3 separate regions of the Mus musculus genome follow, and regions 1 and 2 are each linked to region 3. A link is a loop called in an ENCODE intact Hi-C map of the cell type or tissue named here. Cell type or tissue: left cerebral cortex. All regions are shown on one strand.

Evidence for each region. A loop is a pair of places that touch in the nucleus more often than their neighbours do. Peaks named below come from ENCODE experiments on the same cell type or tissue, not always from the same donor. Only the 100,000 strongest peaks of a DNase experiment are listed, where the experiment ranks them.
Region 1: it touches region 3 in a loop (9-fold over the local background); 4 of 42 quality-filtered maps call a loop at or near these places.
Region 2: it touches region 3 in a loop (5-fold over the local background); 11 of 42 quality-filtered maps call a loop at or near these places.

What each region holds. Positions count from the first base shown.
Region 1 is chr2:83,727,319-83,729,818 of GRCm38, forward strand. The region is part of intron 1 of Itgav (integrin alpha V); the gene reads left to right. Among named protein-coding and RNA genes, the nearest start is that of Itgav, 4.2 kb to the left of the region's middle. In left cerebral cortex, no CTCF peak of the experiment used is centred here; DNase peaks (open chromatin) are centred at 1,148 and 2,219; H3K27ac peaks cover 2,332 bases.
Region 2 is chr2:84,428,402-84,430,901 of GRCm38, forward strand. No RefSeq gene overlaps it. Among named protein-coding and RNA genes, the nearest start is that of Calcrl, 4.4 kb to the left of the region's middle. In left cerebral cortex, a CTCF peak has its summit at 1,542 (motif pointing left); a DNase peak (open chromatin) is centred at 1,541.
Region 3 is chr2:83,811,455-83,813,954 of GRCm38, forward strand. Fam171b (family with sequence similarity 171, member B) reads left to right here and starts at 1,158. Exons shown (of 8, transcript NM_175514.3): 1 at 1,158-1,523. The coding sequence starts at 1,295. In left cerebral cortex, a CTCF peak has its summit at 1,191; DNase peaks (open chromatin) are centred at 1,160 and 2,077; H3K4me3 peaks cover 1,710 bases; H3K27ac peaks cover 1,635 bases.

The sequences.
Region 1 (2,500 bases), 84 kb before region 3:
AGTTGAAGGCCAGCCTGGTTTACAGAAAGAATTCGGGGATAGCCAGGACTACACAGAGAAAAGCTACCTCATCCCACCTGCCAAAAACCCAACCAAACAAAATTATGCTTAGTATTGGCAAAGGCACCTGTATATTCACTATATATTCAGCAAGCATTAGAATCCACAGTATTGTATGTCATTATCTGTTGCATATATTGATAGTTCCTTTTTTCCTTTCCTTTCCTTTCTCTCCCTCCTTCCCTCCTTCTCTCTCTCTCTCTCTCTCTCTCTCTCTCTTTCTTTCTCTCTCTCTCTCTGCCTGCCCGTGCCTCCCAAGTGCTGGGATTAAAGGCATGCATTACCATGCCTGGCTTAAAAACTTTTAAAGGAGAACTATGTAGTAAAATGTTAATAAAAGAGCTCCCCCTATGTGAAAAAAATTGATTAAGGAGGAGAGTAGCTGTGATCCCCACATATTCCAGTTTCAGAAATCTAAATACTACGGAACGGGTTCACTTCTTCTTTTTCTTTTTCTTTTTGTAAATTTTATTTATTTGAATTTTATATATATGATGAGTACACTGTCCCTGTCTTCAGACAAAGCAGAAGATGGCATCAGATCCCATTACAGATGGTTGTGAGCTGCCATGTGGTTGCTGGGATTTGAACTCAGAACCTTTGGAAGAGCAGTCAGTGCTCTTAACCGCTGAGCCATCTCTCCAGCCCCTCTTTTTTCTTATAATAGAAGATTATGAGTGAGAATATCATCTTCATATTGTTATGGAAATGAATGCATCAGTACTCACTAAAAAGAAGTGTTAAGCAAAGCTTCCAGAATGGAGCCGGGCATTGTGGTAGAAAATGCTTAGAAAATGCATCTGTAATCTTAGCACTTGAGAGATGGAGGTAGGAGGATCAGGAGTTCAAGCCCCACTTATGTCCTGTGTTCCAGGCCTGCTGGGGTAACATGATACCTTTTCTCAGAACAGAAAAGGCCCTAGTTTCAAGTTCTTTATCTCCATTAGGAACAATATTGCAATAGCTGTGGGCCAGTTAGCCCGAATTAGCCGTGTTAACTCAGCTAAAAATGAATTCTATTTGCATCAGGAGATGTTGGTTGCACCTCCACTTCTATTAATGGAACCCTCCTTTCTCTGTTGCCCTGGAGATCATTTCATATTCCTCCCTCTGATTTTCTATTTTACTTTGCCTCTCCTGCTACACTCCTCTGAGATTAGTCACTGCTTAGTCACCAGGCAGAAGGACTTACAATCTCTTCCTTGATAATGCTTCCTTGCTGCTAGCTCGCTTTCTGCTTCTGCTTCTCACTTGAGCCTGGCTCTGGGCGGCTCAGAGCTTCTTGAATCATTCTGCCTATTTGGCTGATAGACCTGCAAAACATGTTATATGTTTCTACTGCTTTTATATTTCCAAAACTTTTTTTTTTCAGTAGTTCCATTGGCAGAGGAAATCCAAACCCAGATTAAGGCCTCCTGAAGGAAAATTTTCAAATTTCCATGTCACAATACCTTAGAAAATGACTCAAAGTAGTGTACTTACCTGAAGTCCCAGCACCCAGAATGCTGAGGCAGGAGAGGATTGTCACAAGTTTGAGGCCAGCCTGGGCTAGGTAGTGAGTTCCAGGATGGCTAGCTTTGGCTACAGAGTGAGACCTGGTCTCAAAAACGCACACCCACCCCCCAAAAAGAAAAAAAAGTGCATGTTTTAATAAACTTGAATGTACTGTGTTGGTTAATTTTCTCCATCATAAATAATACATCTGGTTAAACTACAGTCTTTATTATTTGGAAAGCAAACCTTAGGTCTATTCCTTTCGGTTAAGATCATAGATTTATTGGGTGGATGTGATGGTTGGTGGATACCTTAATTCCCAGGCCTCGGGATGCAGAGGCAGGGCAATGCCTGTGAGTTCCAGGGCCGTGCATGAAATGTGGTAGTTACTGTCTCCGTTTTACTTTACATAGTTGTTGACCCAAAGCATTTGTTTGTTTGTAGAGAAAATCTGAAACTTGAATTACACCTCAACTATTTTATACACATTTCCTTTTATGTATATAAATAGTGTTTTTTTTTTCAGGAGTTCCCATTGGACACCTCAGAGTCAGCTACGTATATGAAACAAGCTTTATCTCGGAAAGGCCAGTGCTGAGAGCAGCCAAAGAGCTTAGTTCATTTGGAAAGTTTGGAAGTGTACTTGTCATTGTTTGGCCAGCTGCCCTGCTTGGTAGCCAGACTTGTATTCTGTGAAGCAACTGCCCTTCCTCTTCTGCACTGGGTAGGAAGTGCAGCTCAGGGCCATCCTCACAGCGTGTCTCTTTCCCCTCTTTCTCTTCCCACCCCCACCCAAACTGCTTTCTCCTTCCCATCTCTTGCCTTCCGCTCCTCTCGCTCCTCTCTCTCTCTTTCTCTCTATCTCTTCCTTTCTTTTCCTGCTGCTTCTTAGCATCTCCCCCCATTCCTTGGCATCGCATGAATAGCACACTCATTTCTGGAGTCC
Region 2 (2,500 bases), 620 kb after region 3:
AGTAAATGTGCTAGAGTCATCAAAGAAACTATTTTAAAAATTATTTTGTGAAAATGTTGTTACAATATTCAGAAATAGCAATTCTTTTGTGTTTTTAATCATGAAAAATCCATTATTTATTTTTAAATAATTAATGTAATTAAAATCTAATGTACTCTAGCCCCTATAAGAATTCGCTATTTGAGAAGCACATAATTCTTATGCACTTACATCAAAAAGAAAATTTATTAAGGAAGTAAGTTGACTTCATATTGTACTATTTTACCTAGGAACTGTTGTTAGGAGTTTTTCCAAAGCAAAGGATAATTAATTGCATTTGGTAAAACAATTTTTACTCCTGAGAGTGAATATGCCACTACTGCAGCTAAAAAACTAATTCTGCTATATTTATACAAATCATTTATCAAAGGTAAATAATAATGTTTTAGTGAGTTTTGCTGTGCGTCAGATTTTTACAAGTGCAAAGTGTGAGTTTGAAGTGAGCAACCTATGCCTGTCATCCACACATGGAATTAAGTGCTTTCATGAGCCTGTAGTATTTCTTATAGTATTTCATAATGTCTTTCCCCAAGAGAGTCAAATTACATCAGAGTCGGCCAAAATTTTATCTCTCCACAAAGCCTGATTCTTGTTATGTCTTGGTGGGTTTGAACTCCTGTGGGAACTTGTCCGACTAGTGGTGTTCCTGAGAATCTGAAGACAGACTGCTGAGAGAAGAAAGAGTAGGGACTGGCAAACAGGAAGGTGGGACTTCAATGTAACAAATGTAGAAATGCCTGGTTTAAGAAAGGTGGAGTGGGCTCTGGCCATAAGCAGGCTGGGGGGAGGGGGGCCTAGTTTCTCAGTTCTAAGGGAGCTCTCCTTCCATGCTCAGGAGTGTTCCTGTTTGAATGAAAAGTATATATGGACCAGTAGTAAATCAAGACCAAGAATTAACGTGTGAACGGTTCATTTGAGACACAGAAATACCCTTTCCAAGAAAGATTTAAAATAATTCTATTTCTGGAACAGAGTTAGGTCACATTGAAAATGATGCTTTCTCCTCTCATGGCAGCAATTTATACTGGGCATGATATGAAATGCTTCATGTTTTCGAATACTAATCTTGATTGTGAAAATGAAAGTTTTTTTAATTTAAATTTGCATTTGACATCTTGACCCATGGGTCATTTTGTAAATGACTAATATATCTAAAAAACAAATTAATCACTCAATTCAGAGGCGACAGATAATTTTAATGTTTTTCAATACTAGGAGACACTGCTATTCACCCTACTGTCAGTATAATTTGGGAAATTATGTGTCTTTAGAAATTTATGATTTATCCTATTTTCTTCACACTTTCATTCATTTTATTTACTACCACCCCGTTCTCTAGAATATAAGTATTTATAACTATAAAATGATTGGTAATACACATAATGCATAAATTAAAGAGTAACATGATGCACTTTTGAATGAGACTCTGAAGACCTGTGGGAAGATACGGAGTTTTGTGGTAGTTGAGGCATTAGATATCTGCAGTCTTCTCCTGCCACCTAGTGTTAACTGTTCTCAAATCATAAAACCTGACTTGTTGGCGGGAGTCAAAGTCCTATTCCTTTTTCACTCTCAACTAGAAAAGATATGATGTGCTCTCGCTCGCTCGCTCGCTTGCTCGCTCTCTCTTTCTCGCTGTGTATGTGTGTGTGTGTGCTCAAATACGCACACGTGCACACATACACACACCAAATGCCCAATGTAGGACTTCTAAACAGCTGATGAGGACTACAAATCAGATTTTCAACAATTCCTAACACACTGGTAAATGTCCCTCACCTTCTAACAAGCCAACTTCTTTTAAGTTTGCAAAGTATTCATTCAAAACAATGTGACCAAAACTTAAACCTGAGTTAACCTTTCCCAAAGACTGTATTTCGTGCATATTCATTATCTCCAGGATCCAGCTCTTCAAAAGTTTAATCACCAGAAAGAAGTTTCTGAATAGTCACCCACTGAGCACAAATCAATTGATCGTCTACCAGGTTAAACAGTCAGACTGCAACTAGAATACAAAATTTGCCAAAAGAATCATTCTCTCCTCTTGAGATTTTGCTTAAAACATTCTTATTCTTTGGAACCTTTGAAATATTTACACATATATCTGATATAAACTGATCATATCTCCCCCTAACTCCATTCTTCCCACTTCAAGTCTCCCCTCTCCTTTCTCTCTCTTTTAATAACTTATTGAGTCTAATTAGTGCTGCTCATATGCACATGTCTAAAAGGGACATCTTTGGGATATGGGAATCTATCAGTGTCCTTACTCCTAAAGAAAAGTCGCTCTCTCCCGGCAAGCATCTACAGTCAATAGTGTCTCATCCAGGTGTGGGGGGTGTGGTCTTTCTCTTCTACCATGGTGGAATGATGACTGGCTTGATCTGGTGCAGGTCTTGTAACCATAGCTTCTGTGCGCTCATTGTGACAGCCATGTCATGTCCAGGGGACAGGATTTCAT
Region 3 (2,500 bases):
AATAGTCTGCACTCACTGTAGAAAAGGATAAGTCCTCTGGTAACTGCTTTCCCAGCTTAAACTTTCCCAATACATTATGCTTTTATGCCTCTCTCTCTCTCTCTCTCTCTCTCTCTCTCTCTCTCTCTCTCACACACACACACACACACACACACACACACACACAAACGCACTTCCAGTTTTTCGACGACTTGGTATCTACTATTTCTGTGTGAATTTTTATTTTGTGCAGACTACCTTCCCCGGTGTCTTTCACAGACTTTACTTAATTTCTTTCAACTCTGTGTAAGCTCTAAATGCCTGTACTGCTTCTTCAGTTGCAACCACCACTGTGGACTATATTTTGCTTATATATTTATTGCCTTGCCCTAACAGGCAGTAAGTATTTGGAACGAAGGGATTCTATTTTACTTATTCTAAGCTCCTGATTAAAACGCACAGAGAACTCCTAGTTTATTATTTGTTAAATAAGACTTTTATTTGTTTGTTTGATTGTTTGTTTGTCTTGAGACAGGGTCTTTCTCTATAGTCCCTGGCTGTCCTAGAACTCCCTATGTAGAACAAAGTTGGTCTCAAATTACTAATACTTGCCTGCCTCTACCTCCTGAGTGCTAAAAATTAAAGGTGTGAGCCACCATATCTAGCAAGACATTAAAAAACAAAACAAATTAAAAAACCCTCCAAACACATGGAAAGTATAGGTTACAAATAGAAAAGGTGTAATTAGGAATAATTTATGATGAAGAAAGAAATTCTCATTTAAGCAGAAAAAAAAAAAAAAAAAGCCTGGAGAATATCAGTTTATCTTGTAAGTGGGCCAAGGGACAGCAGAGACTATTCCGTTAAAGGAACCTGGCTTTTGAACCACAGTTGTCTGATTGCTTTAGAAGGAAATTAATGTGCCACCTTTTTCTACCTCGGTGTCTAGTGGAAGGAATTTTATTCCACTCTACATTTTCCTGCTGCCTCGGTAAAGATTAAGGGCCAGAAACTCTTTCCTGTTAATCTCCGCCTAGCTAAACGCCTGGGCACCAGCATCACCTTGCAGAGCACTTGCTGGGTAGCCACAGGGCCCAGGCCCCCGCTCGCCCCTCCCGGCGGTCACGTGCGCGAGGATGCGAAAGCGGGCTCGCCATCCTCTTGCCGGCCCGCTCCTCCTCCTCCTGCCGAGGCTGTGCACCGCAGACGGCGCGAGGGGGAGCGAGCGAGCGGGCGCGGCCGGGTTCCGCAGCCCTGGCGCCCGCCGCCTCCCGCAGCCCCGCAATATGCCTCCGTGGCTCCCTGGCTCTTCGCCATGGCGAGGCTCTGCCGTCGCGTCCCCTGCGCCCTGCTCCTCGGCCTGGCCGCTGTGCTGCTGAAGGCGCGGCTGGTCCCCGCGGCCGCTAGAGCCGAACTCAGTCGCTCCGACCTCAGCCTCATCCAGCAGCAGCAGCAGCAGCAGCTGCAAGAGCAAAAGCAGCGGGAGGAGGCAGAGGAGGGGAGGCCGGAGGTGCCTGGGGCATCCTCTACTTTGGTGGCTCCAGGTACGTCTCGGTAGCCCAGCCCTGCTTTACTTCTTCTGTGCCAGCGATCGCATCAGGCTTCCCGGGATTCTTAGCTCCTTTCTCGTCTCCGCTTAGCCTATCTTTGCTGGTCTCAATTCCTTCGCGTCTTCCCAGGTTGCCCGTTCGGCCTTTAGCTCTTTGCTCGGGTGGGAAATCTTTCCCGCAGAGCACTGCAGTGGGCTTCAGAAGGGTCGGGGGCTGGGGGTGGGGTGGGGGTGGACGGTAAGGATGGTCAAGATGGGTGCCTGTTTCCACTATTCCACTAATCTTATTTTCCCTCTTCTTTCTACACACACACACACACACACACACACACACACACACACACACACACATACACACACACACACACACACACACACGCTCTCAAATCCCTTTAGCATTCTCTTCTCTATCCTCTCCTAGATACTGAGCAAACCGTCTTGCCATGTACACCCACACAGCGTTTGCACTGTTTCTCCCTGCCTGCTGTATTTAAATTTAGAACCGGGGAAGTGGGGGGGGGGGCGGGATCTCTATTTCTTTATATTTCTCTTCTTACCCCAGGAAAGATCCAAGGCGGCTTGCAAAAACAGGGAAAAAATGCATTTGCTACAATAAGATGAAAGAAAAAAAAATGAAACAGGAGTTTGTAGTTGAAGGAAGGGATGTGGGAGGGAGACAGGTAGCTTGGAGTGGTGTTTGGGTAGCATAACCAGCCCCTCCCCCTGAGGGGAATCTCCTTGTAGTGGAACTTAAATGAGCCATCTCTTGACTCATTCGGTAAAGGGTGATGAGATACGGGTGTAATTTATATGACCATCACAGTCCTCTATTTTCTGTTTCCCTCTCCCTCAGGTAAAGCTCTCCGAAGAGCAAAGAGCTGGGTTATCCGTTTAAATAGCTTTTACCCAGCCCACAATCCACTTAGTTACCTTTTACATTTTAAATTCTGTCTGGGCTTTGGGGGAAAAAAG